2 separate regions of the Homo sapiens genome follow, and region 1 is linked to region 2. A link is a contact called in ENCODE Hi-C or POLR2A ChIA-PET data. All regions are on one chromosome and are shown on one strand. The core of a region is the stretch at or near the end of the contact, and the rest is flanking DNA. Distances in the headings are between cores, read along the strand shown.

What was found. Hi-C counts contacts between places; a loop is a spot of excess contacts on that map. ChIA-PET counts read pairs that join two places held with the same protein, here RNA polymerase II (POLR2A). Pooled maps may share reads with other maps.
Region 1: a pooled map shows a loop between it and region 2 (1.9-fold over the local background). The contact joins two enhancer-like sites. A Hi-C loop is called at or near these places in 1 of 50 pooled maps. POLR2A ChIA-PET finds 5 or more read pairs at or near these places in 2 of 52 experiments (H1 and WTC11).

The regions. Positions count from the first base shown.
Region 1 is chr11:74,780,479-74,786,484 of GRCh38, forward strand. All of the region lies in intron 1 of RNF169 (ring finger protein 169), which reads left to right. Among named protein-coding and RNA genes, the nearest start is that of RNF169, 35 kb to the left of the region's middle. Within about 2 kb of position 3,218, at least 10 of the 41 ENCODE cell types and tissues checked have a DNase peak (open chromatin) inside an H3K27ac peak, as active enhancers do.
Region 2 is chr11:74,679,473-74,685,073 of GRCh38, forward strand. No RefSeq gene overlaps it. Among named protein-coding and RNA genes, the nearest start is that of MIR4696, 38 kb to the right of the region's middle. Within about 2 kb of position 4,001, at least 11 of the 41 ENCODE cell types and tissues checked have a DNase peak (open chromatin) inside an H3K27ac peak, as active enhancers do.

The DNA.
Region 1 (6,006 bases), core at 1,968-4,467, 100 kb after region 2:
AACATAATTCACCTCCTCCAGGAAGCCTTGCCTTTAAGAATTCAGCCTCATTGATCCTTTTTCCTTTCCTCAGATTTACTTATGTATGCACGCTTGCCTTATGATGTGCATCATTTCATACTTTAAAAAATGGTTTTAATTTTTGGCTTGTAGTTTCATCATGAAAATCTTATCTTCTCCACTGCTTATGAAATATGTAGATTTTGCTTCTGGCTATGATGAAGCAGATTGTAGCAGACAAAAACTCCTGTTGAGAATAACTAGAAAAGCTTGATTTAAAAAAATCTATATGAAGGCATTGTAAGTTGCCAAGGCAGCCAGGATTTCAGACATTTGTGGATTCTTGGCAAAATGAGAGTGCAGCTATTAAGAGGCAAAAACGTCAGTGGTGCTTTCTTCATGAGACTGAGGATACAAAAATTGTAGTTCAGAGCTGCCAAGGCAACCAGAACCTGAGGGTCCAAGATCCCAAAGAGAAGAGATGTATAGCCTCTTGCCCTCTCCACCTACTTCCCCGCTACCTAGCTCCCAGGGTGTTTGCTGATTGTTAACTGTGCGGGGTAAAAGGCTAAGAACCCTCACAGAAAGCTACTGAAAAGCAAGGCAGACTCTAACAGTTCTCCAGTGTTGAGGAGAAAAAGTTCATGATCTTTCAAGGAAGATAGGCTCGGGAAACACTGATCTCAGTTGGATCCTTGGAGGGCTACAAACTAGGGGAGAATGAGCTGTAGAAGCTTTATACTGCAGCCGTCTTTGAGTCAGCTCATGTCATGTTTGGATTGTGAAGTGATCTGCCCCCTCATTCTAACTGCCTATCAGAGAAGATGGTGGATCCTCTGTAGGAATATAACATCACCCAGGGCCTTTATAGTTTTTCATACACAATGAATGACATTCTAACAAAAACTACAGATAAACCCAGAGACCAGAAGAGGAATAAAACCAGACAGTACAGAAATAGATCCATGTGTGTCCCCATCATCTAATTAGTTAATCAATCTTTATTTGAAGGACATTTAGGTTGTTCCCAGTCTTTAGTATGGCGAGTAATCAGCAGTGAACATTCTTGTATGTATATATTTGTACACATATATATCTTTAAGATAAAGCATAGCTTTGCTAACTCTGGTCTTATGAAACTTTTTGTTCTTTACCAACTTGATACAAAAGTGTTTTGTTCTTAGTTTTTATTTTTCTATACTATGAACTGCCTATGCATGTCCTTTATCCATTGTTGTATGGGGTTGTTAGGCTCATACATATATATAAGGCATAGTGGGTAAGTGCACAGGCAGACCCTGGATCTAGATTGCTTGTGTTAAATCATAGCTCTTTCACTTACAGCAGTGGTAGCCTTAGCAAATGAAACTCTGTGTACCTCAGTTTCCTCATCTGTAAAATGTGGATAACCATAGCACCTTCCCATAGAGTCATTATGAAGTTGAGTTAGTTAATATTCAGGGCATAGAAGTGGGCCTGGCATGCTACATAACTGCCAACCACTGTAATGATGCTACTGGTGGTGGTAGAGATGGAAATTAGCCTTTTATTATATGTGTGGCAAGTACTTTTTCCAAGTTCATCTTTTGGCTTTGTTTTATTATCTTACGCTTTGTACAAATTTAAACTGAGTTTTAAGGATGAGTTGTTTTTAGCTTCCTATGAAGCGGCTGGTGGAGAGTTAAGTGTGGAAAGTGAGGGCATTTCAGGCAGAGGCATAGAGGCAGAAATAGCATGGTTTAGGGCAAGAATCATAGTTGTTGATGGAATGTAAAATAGGCAGGGCATGAAGTGGTATGAAGATGAAGAGGTAGGCAGATCCACGTCATATAGATCGGGGTCCCCAACCCCTGGGCTGCGGACTGGTACCAGTCCATGGCCTATTAGGAACACGGCCACACAGCAAATGAGTGGCAGCATTAGATTCTCATAGGAGCATGAACCCTATTGTGAACTGTGCATGCAAGGGATCTAGGTAGGCTGTGCTGTCCTATGACAAGCTAATACCTGATGATCTGAGGTGGAACAGTTTCATCTCAACCATCTGCTCCCCCCGCAACCCCTACACCAGTCAGTGGAAAAACTGTCTTCCAGAAAACTGGTCCCTTGTGCCAGAAAGGCTGGGGACCACTGATATGGATGGCCCCTTATGGCATGTTGAAATATAAGTGGTATAGCATCAACTCTTCTGATTACAGAAAATTGTCTCTGTGTATTTAAAGAAAACACATTAGTCCTCAGTTAACCATTTTATAACATATTAGTATAACTATATTATATATAACTATATATTTGTGTAGTGCTAAATAATTTGGCAAACAGCAGTTTACAAGCTTTTGAATTCATCATTAATTTAATCTTGTCTATAGTTCTGATATATGGTTGTATTATTACCAAGTTACACATGAGGAAATTCATGTGCAAAGAGGTTTTTTTTTTTTTTTTTTAATTTGTTCAAAGACAAATAGCTAGTAAGTGGGACTATTCAAATGAGTGTCTTGGTCTTGGGACTCAGTAAGTCCAAAATTCTTTTTCATTCTGCTGCACTCATAGAAAATGAATGTACAGGGGTAAAAACTCACGCATACTCAGGTACCAAGGGATGCTTTCCTTTGGATTTGAGTTTTTGGGATAGCATCTTCCCATCACAGTTGAGTGAGGTTCTTTTTTAAATTTTGCATTGAGTGTGGATGCTTTGGCAATGACACTTCATTCCTGATGGTTTAATGCAATTAGCAACATGCCTATCTTGTAGTTTGTTTTGTTTTTTTTTTTGCCTTTATTAATAAGCAATCACTCTGGCTGAGAGAAAATCCTTTTTCAGGAAGGATCTTCAGGGAACTATAGCTGTTCCTGTAATTCACATAAGATTCATTTTAGGTCACTGGCCACAGGTGCATGTCATTCTTAAGGCATCATATCCTTAGAGCGTTGCTCTTCCTGTTAAGTATAGTAATAGTCAAAGGATAGGCATTAAGAAAGTACTTCAACCATTAGATTCATTTATGAATGCTAAGATATTCAGTATCTCAGTGACACCTGAAGTAGTTTCCAGCATTTCTGTTCTGTGAGGTGAAGGAAGGGTGAGTTATTGCTTCAGTGCTACTAAACACTTAAAAATCCCTGTAAAAGCTGGTAGAAGGATTGGTAGCTTTGTGACTAACTCCTCTGGACTGAGGAAGATGATGTTGCCTTTCCTGGTTCTGACTTGACATCTTGTTGCTCTGCTTTGTGGTGGGGTAGTATTGCTTTCATTTCACCCACAATTTCCTCTTTTCGGGTGGAGGAAGCTGACATGTGACCCCAGGAAGGAAAGGGAAGTAAAGAGAAAATTAAGAAAAGTAAAGTCTCACATCAGCAGTAACAATTGTTTTATTGTATGTGATTGTTCTTTATTAAAAATCTGGGAAACTGAAAGGTTCATAATAACTGTCTTGGCATAATTGATACTGTTGAATGCATACATGTTCTCCATTCATCTTTAAGAGATGTTATGAGACTTTGATTTAAAAGGGGGAGATCTTCATTTTTCTGGCCTTTTCCTGGTTCCTTTCTCATAATAGTCCAGGTAGATTGAAACACCACATTTCACAAGGCTTCAAATAAATTATTTTGATGTTATACATACTCTTAATATTAAGTTTGAAATCCTAATAGCATTTTACCTATAATATTATACTTTAATGGAGATTTAAAAAATTTAGAGAAACATATTGAGTAGGAAATAAAAGTGAAATCAAAGTATTGTTACTGAATCACTAACTTTAGAAGTTATCTGATGTGTTGCCTTCATTTCTGAGATTGAAACTATGATCTAAAGAGATTTTCAGTTCATGACATGTGTTGTATGTGTGTGTTGGGAGGTCTCCAAGACCACCCACAGGTTCACTGATTTGCTAGGGGGACTTAAAGGACTCAATACGTAGTTGTATTCTGTGCTGTGATTTATTACAGTGAAAAGACACCGAGCAAAATCAGTAGAGGGAGAAGGTGTGTGGGACAAAGTCTGGGGAAAACCCATCACAAGCTTCTGAAGTCCTCTCTCAGTGGAGGCACACAAGGTGTGCTTAATACCCTAGCGAGGAGTTGTGACAACGTATGAAATGTTCTCAACCAGGGAAACTCGTTAGAGACTTAGTGATTGGGGTTTATATTAGCTGATCACATAGGCACCCTCTACCTAGCATGTGCTAGAATTTCAGATTCCCCGCAGGAAAGCAGATGTTTGGCATAATTATATTGTTTCTGTAGTTTAGGTACAGTGAACAACTCATCAGTTAAGGAGGGTGGGAACCCTCCTAACATCCAAGTTTCTAGGCACCAGCCAAGGGCAAGCCTTGGAAGCAGGCCTTTTTAAGGATAGACATCTTCTCCCACTGATGTGTTAGAAAGAAAGAAAAGGATAGACAGGCCTGCTGTGTCAACTCTTTGCTGTGTATGTGTACGTGTACATGTGTGCACTTGTGCATATGCATGCATGCAACATTTAGCATAGAGTGTGCTTTTCATTAAACGTTAGCTGTTTTTACTTATTTATTATGGGGATTCTTCATTGGTTACTACTACTGTTACTTTTAATTGTGCTCTTCCGCATTCCTATGAGGTAGCTTGGCCGGTATTTTGATCCCCATTTGATAGACAGGAAGACTAAGGCAAAGAGAAGCTTCAACATGTATTTTTATATATATATATATGATATATATATATGATATATATATGATATATATATATGATATATATATGTTATATATATTATATATATGTTATATATGTTAGATATATATGTTATATATATTAGATATATATATGTTATATATATTAGAGATATATATATATGTTATATATATTATATATAAAATTTCCCAAGGCTCCATCATTCAAGTTTTGACATTTCTAAATACTCTCGCTTAATTGACAGAGCAGGTATCTGAACCTAATGTTACGTTCTTTTTGCAAGCCCACAAAAAAAAAGTGAGGATTTTTTTTTTCCTTCTTAGCATTTTTAGAGGGTACAGCTAAGATAGAACGTAGGATTAAATGTTTAAGTTAATATCACTTTGGACCAATTCACAACCTTTTATGCTTAACTGTTTTAGTATTCAAGAAGTACTTTACTTTCTATGTAATTTTTGAGCTTTTGGGCACGGTGTCATTTAATATAGCACAGTCCTGTTGGGGCAAAAAATGATCCTTAAAGCATTAAACATTGTTCATCTTAATCCAACTAAACTGATTAATATCAGTACTAATTTTGGTGACTGTAAATTAGTACCCTACCTCTACCCCTGCACATCACCTTTTGCAGTCAAACAAGCCAGAGGCATAGTAAGATTTCAGTCATTATGCTGAGTTCCTCCTTGGTCTTATATGAACTTTGAGATTTCTTAATATCCCAAAGTGAATTTAACTTTTCATGTAATATATGTATCAAAGTAGTTGGAACATTATCTTTGTTTTCTTTTCTTTTTTTTTTTTTTTTTTGAGACAGAGTCTTGTTCTGTCCCCAGGCTGGAGTGCAGTGGCACGATCTCAGCTCACTGCAAGCTCTGCCTCCCAGGTTCACACCATTCTCCTGTCTCAGCCTCCCAAGTAGCTGGGACTACAGGCACCTGTCACCACACCTGGCTAATTTTTGTATTTTTAGGAGAGACGGGGTTTCACCATGTTAGCCAGGATGGTCTTGATCTCCTGACCTTGTGATCTGCCTGTCTTGGCCTCCCAAAGTGCTGGGATTACAGGCGTGAGCCACTGTGCCTGGCCTGTTTCTTTTTTTTTTTTTTTTTTAAGAGTTGAAGTCTTGCTCTGTTGCCTAGGCACAATCATGGCTCAGTACAGCCTCAAACTCCTGGGCTCGAGCAGTCCTTCTGCCACAGCCTCCTGAGTAGCTGGGACTATAGGTGTGCACCATCATGCCCTGCTAATTGTTGGGGGGTTTTTTTGTTTAATTTTTGTTTGTTTGTTTTTTGCAGAGATGAGGTCTGTCTGTGTTGCTCAGGCTGGTCTCGA
Region 2 (5,601 bases), core at 2,751-5,250:
TTCCTTCACACTTGTTGGGTCTCCCACTTAAACCCCAAAGAGAAAGGATCTGTTTGCTAGACCAGTATTTTGGATGCAAGGGGCACAGACTCTCTCAGGGCACCTTGGGAGTAGTTCTGGGGGACCTGTGTGGCCTGGAACTGGGGAAGGCTCAGACACCAAGGCAGCCCTCTGTGTGCTTTGTCCCCTCCACTCCCATTGGCCCAGTGCTCTGAGCCGGCCCCAGGCCAGATCCCTGGAGGGAGCACAGTGAGTTCATCACCTCACTGGCAGACTCTTCCCAGGGGCCTCCTCAGGCTCTGGGGGCCTGTGAGCTGGGACTCTCCCCACCTCTGGCTGGTCAGTGGCCTGCGCTGGGCAAAGACCTGCCCACACTGCTTCCGTGAAAGGGAATGGGGAGCCGTTTCATGAGAACAAAATATTAGGGAAGGCATGACTGCCAACATGGTTTGTGCCCTCAGGTTAGGTTTTGACTCTACTTACCCTCAGTGTTCCAGAGCCGGGCTGCCTCACAGAGCACACGCCTCTCTTAGGTCCAGCCCAGAGATGTGGCCTTTGCTCAGGTGTGGCTAGGGTGGAAGGGTCATCTCAAAATGACAATCATATGTTCAGAGTGGCCATTTTCATCCGATGGGGCTGTGCACGGAGGGGGCCTTCTAAGGCATGGAGAGCTCTCTGTGGCAGATGGATCTCCAGAGTCTGTGAGCAGAGTGGAACAGCTGGCTACTCCCTGGGCCCAGGGTCAGGGCCCTGTCAGCCCACAAGGTGTGTGATGGATGTGGAGACTTAGGCAAGCATTGCATCATGGTGTTCTGGAAAGTTCTGGGCAGCAAGCAGGGAGGTGTAGATGCGGGGATGTGCCCCTGGGGGCATGGGGGAATAGTTGGAGTGGATGTGCAGGCTCCACCTTGAATGAACCCACTGCAGAGAAGAATTCACCGTGATGCCAGAAAAAGAGGAGAAAGGAACACAGGTCCTCACCGAGGGTGAGCCTGGGGTGTCTACAGAAAGAACTCAGATGGGCACTTCCCAGGGGTTGTTGTGAGGGACCAGCACGGACAGGTGCCCTTGAGGGAGGTCAGGTGGCTTCACATCTACTGACCACTATGCCCCTCCCCTCCAGAGACCCTGATGGAGCCTGTGTGAGGGCGGGGAGGAAGACGACCGCTCTTGCTTTATTTTCCCACTCCAGGAGTGGGCATTTGTGTGTGGTCTGATGAATTCATGAGGAGGGCTAGGGAGGACTACTAGAAGCTACCCAATAGGGAGCAGCAGGGCTTCCCCATGAGCTCTGCGAGGGCAGGGTCTACCTATGTAATGTGTCCGGGTACGCCACCGAACCCAACCAAAAGCAAGGCACTGCAGCGGAATTGCGCGTTTCCGGTCCCAGGGCCTCCAGCGCCCTCTCAGCTCTCCTCCATGGTGGCATCCGGGACAGGAGACATTCCAGGAGCACATGACTAGCCTCCTACAGGCCTGTCCCCACTGACTCGGAGGCAACCCGGGGCCTCCTGAGGCAACATGGGGAGGCTCCGGCCCCAACTTTGCTGATGACAAAGTTCCGTGAGCCTCGGGTTCCTCAGCTGTAAGCTGGGAAACTGTGTTCCATTCTGTGAATTTATGTGAATGCACAGGAGAGCTCTGTGCACACAAGTGGGTGTTGCCATTAGCCTGGAAAGCAGGGGCCTGCCTGTCCAGTTCAGCTTTGTGAACCCAGTGTGTGGCACACAGTAGGTGCTCAGTAAAGCTTTTCTCAATAAACTGACAATGAAAAAGGAGCATTCTGAGAAACATTAATTATGGTCATTCCATCAGCCCGCAGACAGGGAGGCCCAGAGGCCTGGTGGAAATGGCATGAGGCCAGCAGACCCGTGTGGAGGGACCTGGGGCAAGGCTCAACAACTTGGGCCTTAGTTTTCTCATGTGTCCAATAAAAGGGTTGGACAAGGTGAGCTTTTGGGTTCCTTCCTGGCTCTGAGGTCCTGAGGATTTGCTGTGGGGGTGACCATATGCCCACCCCCATCTGGGTCTATAATGATCATGGAACCACGCTCCTGGCCCTGCCCTCCTCCCCGCAGGCTTTCCTTCTTCGTCTTGGCACTTTCATTTGCAGGAGTTTAAATGCTGCTTTGGTCTTCTTTCATACATTTGTGTCCTTCCCCCAACCCATTTTGAGAGTTCCCTGTGGGCAGTGCTGTCTCCTCAATCCACCTTATCGCCAAGACTGTCTTCCTCCTGACATCGCACATCCTCCCTCTCCCCCTCATCAGTTTGGGACAAGCCCCATCTTCACGAGGGTCTCTCCCCTGGATCCCACCTAAGGCTGTGGCTGCCCCGTCCCCTGGGGGAAGAGGGCAGAGTGACATGTCTGCTGACAGACTGATGGCCCATGCTCCAAGGGGAGCAGGCCAGCAGCCGCAAAGGTGCAGTCTGTGCCAGGTGGGCCTTGCCAGCCAGAGCTATTTTTAGAAGCCATGTTTGCAGAGTTTGTGTTAATAGTGTCTCTGTCCAAGCTCTGGCTCCCAGGTCTTAGGGAGGGGGAGAGCCTTAGAGAAATCCTCCCTCCCGCCTTGTTCTCCTCCTCACAGGTGGCTGGGATCAGTGGGGGACTCCTATCCAGGTCGAAGCCCTCCCAGCCAGCCATCTGCAGACACAGGGCAAATAGGGGCTGGGGGGCTAGCTCGAGGGAGGAAGAGAGGCACAGAGCTGAGGCTACCAGAGAACCAGTCTCAGAAGGGAGGCAGGACCCCCAGCCACAGGACACTCCATCGGTGCCATGTCACTGGATGGACACTGTCAGCCGCCTTATCAGTCACCTCCTTAGGCAGTGAGCCTGGGCCCCCATCGGGCTTCTGTATTTCTCTGACCATGCCCACTCTCATCCCAAGACCTCCAGCCAGGCCTTGACTGAGCTCTGATCTGGAGGCACCAGAGGAAATACTCCCCAGTGCACCTTCCTGGGCCTGTTTATGAAGGGAGGGACCTGGTAGCTGAGAGGGGGGCAAGCTGATACAGTCTCGTCCTCAGGGCTCTGAGTCAGACAGAAAGGGCCAATGCCTTGAGTGCACCATTACCACTGTGATGGGTATGAAGAAGTGATGGGTGCTGGGAGGGTATAACTTGCTCTGAGCTGAGAACTGAAGGATGAGTGGGAATCTCAGTGAAAAGTGAGTGAAAGACAGAACCACAGGGTGGGTGCAAGTGCAAAGGCCACTAAGATTTGGTGATTCAATGACTATAGAAGCCAGGAGATTCTTCCAAACATGGGGGCTCCCAAGGAAGAAGCTCCTATCTTTTCTTGGTTCCCACCCATCCACAGAGACCTACTCCTCTGCCAGCACTGGCAATACTCGGACCCCACCCCCAATGCCCAGTGCAGCCCAGAAAAGGCTTTCCTTTCAGGGCAGTGCCACTCCCGCACACTGAGGGACCCTAATGGCCCAAGCTGGAAGGAAGCTCAGAGGGCCCCCACTGGTTCAGTCTAAGGCTCCGCTTCAGTACCCCGGCGATGGGAGTTCACTCTCAAAGCGCAGCTTGATAGGCAGTGAGCGGGCTCTGAGCAGGAACATTCTCCCCGATACACCCACCTCCTGTGACCCAGCTGCCCCGAACCCTGCTCTCCCTCTGCTGGACTTTAGGCCTTGCTCTTTCCTTTAAACCCGTGAGACCTTGGGCAAGGTGTTCAACCTCCCTGGGCCTCATCTGTAAAATGGGGATATTAATAGAGCCGGGAGGATGACATAAAACCAAGTGGGAGAAGCCTCGGTCCAGGCCCTGGAATACAGTAAGCGCCCAATAAGCGTTCATTCCTAGTGACACCGCTATCATCCTGTGAGAGAAAGGGAAGCTGAGGCCCTAGTGGGCAGGGCTTTGCCCAGGGTGGCCCTGGGTAGCGAGCGCGGCCGGGCGGGCGCCGTGGCCTCAGGGGCCCTCCCCGGGCTGGGCACCCCCACGCCGCCCGGGCACTGCTCGCGGCCGCGCTTTACAAGCGAAAACAAACACGGCCACAAGCAGCCCCTGTGCGACGCGGCCCCGCGCCCGCCAGCGCCGCCGCCGCCCGGTCAAAGCCGGCTTTGTGCCCGTCCCGCCGCCCCCGCGGCCCAGGCGATTTTAATTAGCGTCTGGGTCTGCGCCGGGAGATGGGAATCAAAGCCCCCGTTCTTCCAGCGCCCCCACCGCGGCCCCCACCGCGGCCCCCGCCTCTCGGATCCCCGCGGCTCCGCGCACCCCTGCTGGCAACCGCGGGAAGTGGAGCCCTCCAGGGGCAGCTGTTTGGAGTTCGAATCTCGCCTTTTACAGCAGAGGAACCTGGGGCAAGTTACTGACGCTCTGAGCCTCCGTTTCCCCATTATTAATAGCGCTAGCCGGAGCCAGCCCTTAGAGTATTGCTGGGAGGTTTACATAAGAAACAAAAGGTCAGCAGGTATTCTAGTCCTGGGGCAAGGGACAGAAAGCCTTTCTGGGGGCAGGGGGCTGCGTCTTAGGTGAGGTTGAGGAGGGGTCCCCCGGTACACAGGAAAAGGCAGCCCAGGCAGAGGCAACGGGGGAGTAAAACTCAGGTGCGTTGCCTTCTCTGGAGCTGGACCCGGGAACCCGGGCAGGGGAGGCCGACTTCCACCTGTGTGACGGGGAGCCACGGGAGGGGTTTGAGCTGGGCCGTGAGAAAGCCAGCTTTGCTTTTTGGAAAGTTCACTTGGGCTGCTGTGTAAAGGAGGGGTTGAAGGGCTGAGGCTGGAGGCAGTGACTTGATGAGGCCTGAGTTGGGCTGAGGCACCCCCAGAGGAAGGGGCAGGAGGAGGCCCTCACAGGTAAGGCTGCATCATGGGCAGCGTTCTCCCACTGAGGTTGGGATCCTTACACCCTTGAGGGTTTCTTGAAGGATACTCTGGCCCTGAGTCACCAGGGTGCTTGTTTAAAAAGGCCAGTTGATGGCCCCACCTCACATCTGCTGAATCGGAACCCTTGGGCTTGGGGCCTTGGAATCCACAGCCTCATGCTGATTCTGTTACATGAATGAGGATGAATGAGCCATAAACTAGGAAAAGTATAATCGCTGGTCCCCATACTCCCAGCACCAGGACTGAAGTGAGACATTTGTTCCCATCACTGGGCCTTGTTACCCTCACAGGCCCGCATGTCTCCCAATGGGCCTCAGTTTCCTCACTCATAAAATGGTCATGACCTCACATCAACCCTTCCTCCTAGGGATATGGGAAAATCACAGGTGCCCTTGAGTGGGAAATGCCATCAGAGGCAGGAAGACCCCTAAACAGTCCTGTCTTCCACACACTGCATTCACCCTCTTAAAGGCATTTTTGTGCATGACTGCTGCTGCTCAGCACCCTTTGAGAGCTCCCTGTGGGCAGAGGAGTGGGGTCACTGGAGTGTGGCTCCCCACTGTCTTCAGAATAAAGCTCTGACCCCTCAGCCTCGTGTTCCAAATTGGGACCTGGCTACATCTCCAGTCTCCTTTCTCAGTGCCCCCAAAACTACCCTCCACCCCTGTTCAATCCCAAACACCTGTGCTTTCCTGCAGCTTTGACTTTGCTTAACCTGTCCCCTCCTTGGAAATATACTTTCTCCCCTCCCTCTCCCCCATTT